2 separate regions of the Homo sapiens genome follow, and region 2 is linked to region 1. A link is a contact called in ENCODE Hi-C or POLR2A ChIA-PET data. All regions are on one chromosome and are shown on one strand. Each heading gives the region's core, a stretch centred on a gene start or an enhancer-like site at or near the end of the contact. The rest is flanking DNA. Distances are from core to core; before and after follow the strand shown.

The links. A loop is a pair of places that touch in the nucleus more often than their neighbours do. ChIA-PET counts read pairs that join two places held with the same protein, here RNA polymerase II (POLR2A). Pooled maps may share reads with other maps.
Region 2: POLR2A ChIA-PET joins it to region 1 with 30 read pairs in MCF 10A. The contact joins two enhancer-like sites. A Hi-C loop is called at or near these places in 6 of 168 maps with a recorded cell type or tissue (Caco-2, PC-9, gastrocnemius medialis and 3 more), 3 of 37 single-sample maps with no recorded cell type and 3 of 50 pooled maps. POLR2A ChIA-PET finds 5 or more read pairs at or near these places in 9 of 52 experiments (A673, BJ, GM12878 and 6 more).

What each region holds. Positions count from the first base shown.
Region 1 is chr18:58,076,568-58,081,452 of GRCh38, forward strand. The region is part of intron 1 of NEDD4L (NEDD4 like E3 ubiquitin protein ligase); the gene reads left to right. Among named protein-coding and RNA genes, the nearest start is that of NEDD4L, 35 kb to the left of the region's middle. RefSeq lists an enhancer at 3,906-4,498. Within about 2 kb of position 2,489, at least 4 of the 41 ENCODE cell types and tissues checked have a DNase peak (open chromatin) inside an H3K27ac peak, as active enhancers do; they include PC-9 and transverse colon, where a contact is called at or near this core.
Region 2 is chr18:58,115,575-58,120,459 of GRCh38, forward strand. The region is part of intron 1 of NEDD4L (NEDD4 like E3 ubiquitin protein ligase); the gene reads left to right. Among named protein-coding and RNA genes, the nearest start is that of NEDD4L, 74 kb to the left of the region's middle. Within about 2 kb of position 2,712, at least 12 of the 41 ENCODE cell types and tissues checked have a DNase peak (open chromatin) inside an H3K27ac peak, as active enhancers do; they include PC-9 and transverse colon, where a contact is called at or near this core.

The sequences.
Region 1 (4,885 bases), core at 1,239-3,738:
GTTTGGATCCATTTTCTTTCATTTTTGGACATACCTTTGAGTAGTGGGTAAACTGAGAGCTCAGTGAGGTGAGCCTGTGTCTTTCAGCGGGCGGGCGGGCTGGAGTTGGAACTCCTGTTTCAGTGGTTTTCAGATCCTGCTGATCTCCAGAATGGCTCCAGTTCCCCCACCCCTAATGCTTTATTATGAAAAATTTCAAGCCTGCAGAAAAGGTAAAGAATGTACAGTGAGCACCCATATACCAACCACATGGATTCTGCAATGAACATTTTAATATACCTGCTTTTTTTTTTTTTTTTTTGAGATGGAGTCTTGCTGTGTCACCCAGGCTGGAGTGCAGTGGTATGATCTCAGCTCACTGCAACCACTGCCTCCTGGATTCAAGCAATTCTTCTGCCTCAGCCTTCTGAGTAGCTGGGACTACAGGTGCGCGCCACTATACCCGGCTAATTTTTTGTATTTTTAGTAGAGATGGGGTTTTGCTAACAGGCCAGTCTGGTCTTGAACTCCTGACCTCAGGTAATCTGCCCGCCTCAGCCTCCCAAAGTGCTGGGATTACAGGCGTGAGCCACCATACCCAGCCTCATAACGGCTTTTTTTTTTTTTTTTTTTTTTTTTTTTTTTGAGACAGGGTCCCACTTTGTCACTCAGTTTGGAGTGCAGTGGTGTGATCTCTGCAGCCTTGACCTCCTGGACTCAAGTGATCCTCTGGCCTCAGCTTCCTGAGTAGCTGGAGCTACAGGCATGTACTACCATGCCCAGCTAATTTTTGTATTTTTTATAGAGATAGGCTTTTGCCATGTTGCCCAGGCTGGCCTGGAATTCCTGAGTTCAAGCAATCTACCCACCTCGGCCTCCCAAAGTACTGGAATCTCTTTTTTTGGAATACGTTTCAAAGCATGTGATAGACATCGGTACAGTACAGTCCTAAACACTGAGTGTGCACGTCGTTAACTACAGTTTAATATTTGTTTTGTTTCTGGATCTTTTCCAGGGATTTTTTTCAAGATTAAATTCCAAGCGCCATGATAGTTTCTGAGTTAGAAGGATGGGGCAGGCCCAGGAATCAGTACTTTGAAAAGCTCCCAAGTGCTTCTTGTGATGCATCGGGTTTGGGATCTTCTGCCCCAGGGAGCGCTTCCCGATTACTTCATAGCTAATCCTCACCTAAAATGCAGAGGTGGGCAGTTATCTTTAACCTGACCATAGAGCTCCATTTTTGGTTTTCTTGGAATCTTTTGTTTAAAACAGTGGTTCTCAACCAGGGGCAGTTTTGTGCCTCGAGAGACATTGGACAATGTCTGGGATGGTTTGGTTATCACACCAGGGGGCATCTAGTGATGAGAGATCAGGGATGCTGCCGAGCATCCTGTAATGCACCGGACAGCCCCACAGGATGGGGAGTTATCTGGACCAAAATGCCAATAGTGCTGAGGCTGAGAAACGTATTTTTTTTTTTTTTTTTGCCTAAAAGAAAATTGCTTGCTCCAGATGACTCCAGACAAACCAAAATAAAAATAAAAAGTAAAAACTAAAATGACAACATGAAATGAATTTTTAAGAGCCAAATGAGACCTTTAGAGACAATCTCATCACTGCCTACCTGGTTTCCGTCAAATACAGATTTATGCTCCAGAAAGTACCTAATTTATTAAAATAAGCTGATTTCTAAAAGCTTGTTAGATGGTCAGTAATCTCAAACTTTGAGTGAATTTACTTGAAAAGGTAATGTTGCTGGTGGCCTTTAGTTTCTTTTAATATATCTTAAATATGATATCAAAGAAAAACAGAACATGATGCTTTGGGATGAATGTAATGAATGAAAAGCAGGATTCTTTGGCAGGTAACTGTGTCCCAGGCCCTGTCCTGCAGGGTGGCAGGGATGTGCTGAGCTGGGTGAGGGGGGACCGCTGAGGGCTTCTCTCAGTAGTTGCTCTGTGTAGAATTTTCTGAGTGTCTTGGGAGAATGGGGGCATTTTTCCTGAAGGTCTCACTTGACTCCACAGTGAATGGCTTTACCTGTCTCTTGAGTAAGATGCATTTCTAGTAATGCTCTGACTACTTAGTCCACGTTTGACTAGTTTTTAGGAAAACAATATGTACAATGGAACAGAAAGCTTACAGAAATAAAGGGCAGTTCTTTTCTTGAGGTGAAAGTGATGTGGGGAGCCAGTAGGTGACAGGATTTGCTCTGGCCCCTCCGAGGGAGGAGGAAGATGAAGGTGAAACGTGGTATTGGTCAGTCCGTTTCCTGCTTGGTTGATTTCAGGGACCTGATGAGACAATATGGTGGTGAAAACAGACTGCTGGATTGCAATGGGCGGAACTGGGCTTAGTCTCTGGATAGGTGTCAGTTCATTTCACACCTGTCATTGAGGGAAAATAATACCTGTATGGCTGTTGGAAGATTAAATGAGACTATGAACGGGAGCTGTGTGGATAAAATGTACCAGGCACTCCCAGTGCCAGAAGGTGTTCTTGTTAGTTCTGGGTGTGGCGATGTGCGAAGACACCCGTGTCTGCGGGGTGTGTGTGAGCTGCAGATAACCAGCAGGTCCTGCTGATGAGGCAACCTTCTTGGGAGTCTTGGCTCAGTTCCGGGGTTTAATTACGATGTATCCTTGGGCAAGTGGCTTAATGTCTCTGATTGTAATTTCCTTCATTTTTTCATATCTAAAATGAAAGAGGTGCTTGGATATTCCTAAGGGTTCATCTTTAGGAGTCTGTACTTCTGGTGTGGAGCTTTCTGGAAAAAGGCTTCTGGGAATCTGAAATGGCAGTAGTGATGGGCGTGGTAACAGCAGTGTTCATACGCTTCCTCAGTAATTTTATGTAACAAACACTCACAGTGTACTTACTGCCCCTGAGATCTTAAAAACTCTCACTTTCAACTTTCACGACACCCTATAACTTAGGTAACTGCTATTATCCCTGGTATACAGATGGGGAAACTGAGCCTCAGAGAGGTTGGTGATTTGCCCCAAGTCATAGCTGGGAAGTGGCAGACCTCGATGGGATGCAGGCACCCTGCCCTCTGGGCTCCGATCACTTGGCCACCTCCCCGCATGCACCACATGGGCTGTGGAGTTGGAGGCATTTGTGGGCTTCAAGAATGAGAGTTGGTGGGGAGTATGTGTGAGGAACCGGAGGGGTCATTTCCCTGGGACTGGGATTGTGGAGGTTTTGATTTTGCTTTTCCCTTTTTAAACTGGGTGAGGTATGAGCATGGGAACTCTGTACGGAATGTGTCATTGGAGAGGGACAGCAGGGACAATGAAGGTAGTCCCCAGAGAAGTATGAGAAACTGGCATTCAGTGCTCATGCAGAATTCTCTTTGTTTTAATAATAATACAAATAATAACATTAATATTATTTTTAGAGGCAGAGCCTCACTCTGTTGCCCAGGCTGGGGGGCAGTGGCACGATCATGGCTCACTGTAGCCTTGAACTCCTGGGCTCGAGCCATCCTCTCACCTCCCTCAGCCTCCTGAGTAGTTGCCATGCGTAACACCGTGCCTTGCTAAGTTTTAAATTTTTTGTAGAGACCGGGTCTCACTGTCTTGCCCAGGCTGGTCTCGAACTCCTGGCCTCAAGCAGTCCTCCACCACAGCCTCCCAGAGTGCTGGGATTAAAGGTGTGAGCCACTGCACCCTGCCTAGGATTCTCTGTAGATGGGGAGCCCACCTGGGTGAGATGCCAGACACCTGGCTCCGGCATATGCACAGCAGTTTCACACGAGCGTCTCTTACTCAGGTTTCAGAGTTCTGGTAAAAGATTTAGGTTTGACATCCACCCTTTGAGGTTTTTGGTTCTCACATGTTTGATAACCTGAAGCTTGTGGGTTTGATATGGGCAGTAAAGTGGGATTATTTCTGTTAGAGATCCTTATTCCCTAGAGACTTTCTGGTCTGGAAAGGTGAGAGGCTATATATTCATTAGCTGGAACCACCATGTGGATCATTTGTTGGAAGAACTGTTAGGAAGAAGACAGATATTGCTATAGAGAGCAGGGCCAGATGAGCGAGAAGGCAAATGTACTTCATTCCTGTACCTGCAGGCTTATTAGGGACAGATGCCCTCAGGCGGGGATGTGTAGCTTCACTTGACTGCTCTAAATAAGGAGCGAGAGGGTGGTGTGTGTGTTAACCATCAAGATTAAGCAAGCAAGAAAAAGACAAAAGAAAGCCATCATTTAGTAACTGGTGGAGTGAGTTGGAGCCTGGGAGCTGCCCCAGGACAACTGTTATTTCCCTTGATCTTCCTCAAACCCTACCAGGAAGTGAGGGCAACAGTTCCCTAAAGCAGCCCCATCAAGCTCTTAAGAAAGCAGTTTCACTGGGAGTGGGGAGAGGTAGAATTGGGAGGTGGTAGAGGGCTGGGGGGTATGAAATGTGAGGGCCGGAGTCCTCAGCATCGGAACTCCAGAAATAAAAAGTTGTCTGGGTCTTTGAAAGCCTCCTATATGATAATGTTACAGTAACAGTGTTCTCTGCTACTTTCAATGAATAAAAAACCTAGGGTTTCTCAGCTACAGTGTGCATTAAGAGACATTTGTGGTCTAGTTTTGGCACTTCATTTCTATTTGGGAACATGCATTCTGAGTTTTAGACAACTAGCTTCCAAATGAAATTTTGGAACACCACCCTTTTTTTTTTTTTTTTTTTTTGAGATGGAGTCACGCTCTGTCGTCTGGGCTGGAGTGCAGTGGCGCGATCTCGGCTCACTGCAAGCTCTGCCTCCTGGGTTCACGCCATGCTCCTGCCTCAGCCTCCCGTGTAGCTGGGACTACAGGTGCCTACCACCGCGCCCGGCTAATTTTTTATATTTTTAGTAGAGACGGGGTTTCACCGTGTTAGCCAGGAAGGTCTCGATCTCCTGACCTCCT
Region 2 (4,885 bases), core at 1,462-3,961, 39 kb after region 1:
GGAGACTGTGAACCTGGTCTGAATTGAGAATGGGGATTGAGGATTTTTGGACTTTTGAAAGATTGACTTACTCTCTCCCGTTAGTTCTGTTGAACTGCTGCCTAAATGGAGGGAATGTGCATCCTCTCTTGTGTTGCGTGGCAATGCCGTGGGGACACTTGGGACATGAGCAAAACGTTGACAGAGGGGAGCACTTCCCGGAATATTATTAATACAGAGTTAGTTTTAACTTCACCTTTTGGGCAAACTTGACATTATAGATCTTGAAATAGGATTATTTTTCCCTTGCTAAGAGGTTAGCAAAATCAGTACAGTGTGTCTCTTTGACAGGCCCTAGAAAGCACTCTACGTTTGTTAACTTTAAATTTGGGTTGGAAATTGATGTTATTGGAGGAGCAAGGCGTGTTTAGGCCTGATGATTTTTGGATAGCTTGACCAAACCCGGTACAGCCAACTTTCCCCCAAAACTACTGTGTCCTTCTCAGTGGTTCCTGTGCCTGCACAGGGACCCAGCGCACACCCCAGTGTGCCTCTTTGGGCTCTGGCTAACTTAGGCTGACATCCTGATAGAACGCAGTGACCACCTGGTCATTTGATTACAGCGCTTCTTCCAGACAGCACGCTCAGAATTGCGTTTCTTACTTCCAGTCTTCTTGCCCTGTAAGCATTTTCTGTGAGTCACCAAATCAACCACAAAATCATTTAATTTTATGGAAGTGGAAAATCAGACTTATTAAAATACTGTGTTTTTGTTTTAAAGCTCAGAGGTATAGAGATCCATGAATTTTTTTCCATGCCTTCTCATAATGTGGTTTTGGTTTAGCTGCGGTTCTTCCAGGCGCAGATGTCAGCCCTCTGCAGATCTGCTGCATCAGAGTTTATGGCCTGGGTCTTAGGAATTTGCAATTTAAAATAACCCCTTCAGGTGCATCTAATGCAGCCTAAATTTGGGGCCAGCTCATGGGTTGTAAACTGTACTGCCCTATACAATAGTAGCACAGTTCTAAGCTCAAGGGACTCAAGGGGGTCCAGTAAGTACAGTTCACCAGAGAAATAACAAAAGCATTTGCAGAGGGAGACCAGAGCATCACCTTTGTTAGGGCAAAGGCTTAACATAGAGGAATGTGGCTTCTATGTCCAGGCCAGTGGGCTTCCTAACACAGAACATGGAATTAGGCAGACTTAACATCCCCCATGCCCACCCTGGTGAGTGCCAGCATGGGCTTGAGCTGCTCTTCACACTGATGGTCCATCCTTTGGACTGATCTCCTTGTGAAGGATACAATACAGCAAGGAGCGGGGGCTTGGCTTGGCACAGCCAGTTCTTTACCCAAACTCCTGCCAACGCTGGCCCTTCTTTCTTACCCTGGTTGGAGTGTGTGAGGGTGGGAGAGGCAGGAGGAATATGCTGGACAGAGCTTCTTCCATCTAGAAGGGAATTTCAGGAGTAAGAAAGCGGCAGCTCTTAACATACCTGGGAGAAAGCAAGTGCTTAGTAAACAGTTGAGGAATGAACTAAGAATTTTCAGACAGATTTTCCTCTTCTGGAGCATTTGCAGAACCGCCTCTTTGCTCAAGTGCTTTGTTTTTTACAGATTCATTTAAGGTCATGGTTCCAGACACTAATGTAAATCAGCACATATATTATTGAAGAAGTAGAATACCTCCAGGCCCAGTTGCCTTGGAGCAGGAAAAACAGTTCATCCTCATTACCATCCAGAATAATTTATGTTCAAGATAATACACAATCAATTTACTTTTTATCATATTCGAATTTGATTTGTGTACACTTTTGAGTTTGGATGTCAGCCACATTGCTTCTGTGTGTTAATCTTTATTTACGGGAATAAATGGGAAGCAGTCAGCCATTTTTTATTCTTTATTGGGGAACTGCATTATAGTGGAAAAGGTAAAATTATAAGCTAATGAGACCAGAGGTCTGTATGTATGAAAACCATCCTCATCGCTTCACAGTTGTCTTTGAACCAGTTTCCCTGGGATTGTTCGAAATGTAGCAAACGTGGCTCACGGTTACCCTGACGGGGCCAGAGCAATAGGGGGAGGTGTGGGCACCTGTATACATTTGCGTTGAAAAACGTACCCGGGCTATTCTGAGGTCCTTTCCTGCCCCCAGCCTGGTTTCTGGGCCTCTCTGGAGTCTCTCTTTCTGGCACTTGTGTTCTGGAATCGCTTATCAGCCTGGACTCCTTCAGCAGCAGCTGCCACAGTGTCTTTGTAGTCACACTACACACCTATATACTCCATGACATGGAGTGTATAGAATGTTTCCCGTCTTCCTCGTCAGTGCTGCCAGGAGAAGCTTCCCCTCTCCTAACCTCTGGATAGTGGCTGGCTCTGCTTTATTCAGGCATTGCTTTCATTTTTTAGAACAGCTGCTCCAGTATGCTTAGTGTGAATGACAGCCCAGCAGAAAGAATGGACTTGACACTGGAGACTGCACCACTCCACATTTCTTTGTCCCCTCAAGATGACTTAACTAGCTCCCTTCCCTTTTCCTTCATGCAATAGCCTCAGAAGTTCGGCTGGCATTGCCAAGTTGTTAGAGTGAACCTTAACCTGTGTATGACTCAGAATTCACATCTGCTGTGTCAGTGAACACACAGATCTCTTTGTGAACACATGGTTATCAAGAGGCACATGCTCTTACGTATCCTGCCGGATTCTGGTAAGGCGCTGCTTGCGCAGTAAGCACTTGTCAGGTGCTTATGATGCCTGTGACGTGAGGCTGTGGATGCAGAATTTGTGGTCTGAACATTTTTGAGTAGATAAAAATGGAAACTGAAATTGGTGAAGCAGACTTGTGGCTTTTCCTACTTTCTCATCTCTTTTATGGATATAACTAGAAGCTCTGCTTCATCAATGAGTGTGTTAAAACAATTTGTTTACAAAATCCTATTTATTAAAATAAAAATCTGAAAGAACTGCGCTGCTGCTTTTCAGTGCTCGCCACTCTAGGAACCTGTATTCCTCCTCTTGTTCATCCTCCCTTTTCTTCTTTTTTGTTTTGTTGTTGTTTGTGTGTATGTATGTGTCTGTGTGTGTGTGGCGGGGTGGTGGGGGCGGTGTTGCCAAATCTTTTGCACTGAATCTTTGAAGATGTCCTGAAATACTTACCAAATCACTAGAGCGAAGAGAAGCCCATCTGATTTCTTCATCTCCCAGCTGAGGAAGGACACACTTTCTCCCACTCTCCAGTGAAGGCCCCTGTGTCCTGTGGGTGGGGGAGCTGACATCACACTCAGTGCTGACATTTCTTGTTCCCTGGGTGGGCGCTGATTCCAGATCCTCTTCAGCCCCCCAAGCGGAACTGGGTTTCTCTTGAAGGTCCTAACCTCAGCTCACACCACCTGCTACTACCTTTCTGGGTCTTGGATTTTGTTGTTACCCAGGCCCGGGGTCATCCCAAAGGCTCTTGATAGCCCTGTGGCTGTGCTTGCTAATACACTGTCCTCATCTTTTGTCAGCGAAGTAAATCCAATAATGTTTCCTTCTCTTTAATCCAAGCCAGTCTTCATTGAAAACACTTCACCTCTAAGCTCTCAGGCTCTGCAGTCTGCCCTCTCCAACCTTACCCCTCATGCCCCACCTTCCCTTTGTCCCCATCTTTCCCTTCTGTTCCAGTCATTCTCATGGGCCATGGAGAGTGGAAGCCTGGGAGGGCTTTGCCAAAGTCCAGTTGCCTGCTCACTTTCCTAAGGGCCAGAGCAATGGGGGAGGTGGGGGAGGTGTGGGCACCTGTATACATTTGTGTTGAAAAAGGTACCCAGGCTATTCTGAGGTCCTTTTCTGCCCCCAGCCTGGTTTCTGGGCCTCCCTGGAGTCTCTCTTTCTGGCATTTGTGTTCTGGAATCGCTTATCAGCCTGGACTCCTTCATCAGCAGCTGCCACAGTGTCTTTGCAGTCACACTACACACCTTTACCCCGATCCACTGACCTGCTGTCCCGGATGGCCCTGGTGTGTTCTCTCTGTTCCTAGCCGCAGAAATTGCTGGTGAATGTCACCAAGCTAAGCGGTGTAGCTTTATAACAAGTGGATTCAGCCAGCTGGGACTGGACGACTGAGAGTTTGCAGCCCCTGCTGGACCCTGTGTAACTGTCCAGTTCGCCTAGCTATTGGTTTGGCCCAGTGGTTTTCAATTTTGGCTGCACATCAGAATCACCTGGGGGAGGTTTAAAACCCTACCTCTGCCCCCATGCCCTGGGGTTCACACCCAGAAATGCTGACTTCATTGGTCGGGGGCTGGCAGGCCTGGACATTGGCGGTTTGCTTAGAAGCTGCCCGGGTGGTTCTCATAGCAGCCAGGGTCAAGCACCACGGCCTGTTCTTACCTGGCTCCCCAGGCCCCCTTTAATCTCCCTCTGCAGCAGATTGGCACACATCGCATTGTGGAGCAAGCCATCTGATAATTTTCCTTAATCGTCTTTGAAGATCTTCCCTCTGCCTGTTGATCCTTTAAGGAAGAAGTCTCCTTGCCAGGATCGGCCTCTCCAGTCTCTGGATCCCTTCTTGCTTGCTCTCTTCAGAACCCATGAAACCTCTCTGGCTGCCTTGACGTCAGCCAGATTGGACTGCCCAAATAGAAAGGCAGAAATCCCTGTCGAGGCCAGACAGCAAGGATGGAGAGAGGCAGGGGGTGAAATGAAACACACCAGGAGGAGTAAAGACAAGGCCTTCTGATGTCAGCCAAGAGCAGGTGTGGATTAGGCAGTCCTAAGTTTGAGTCCTGGTTCTGCTATTCATTGGCCAATTGTATTCTCCCTCCCTCTACGATGAGGTTAATTACAGTTACCTCACTGGGATTTGTGAGGATGGAATGAGGTAACAAAACATAAAATACTATCAGTACAATGCCCAGCTCATAAT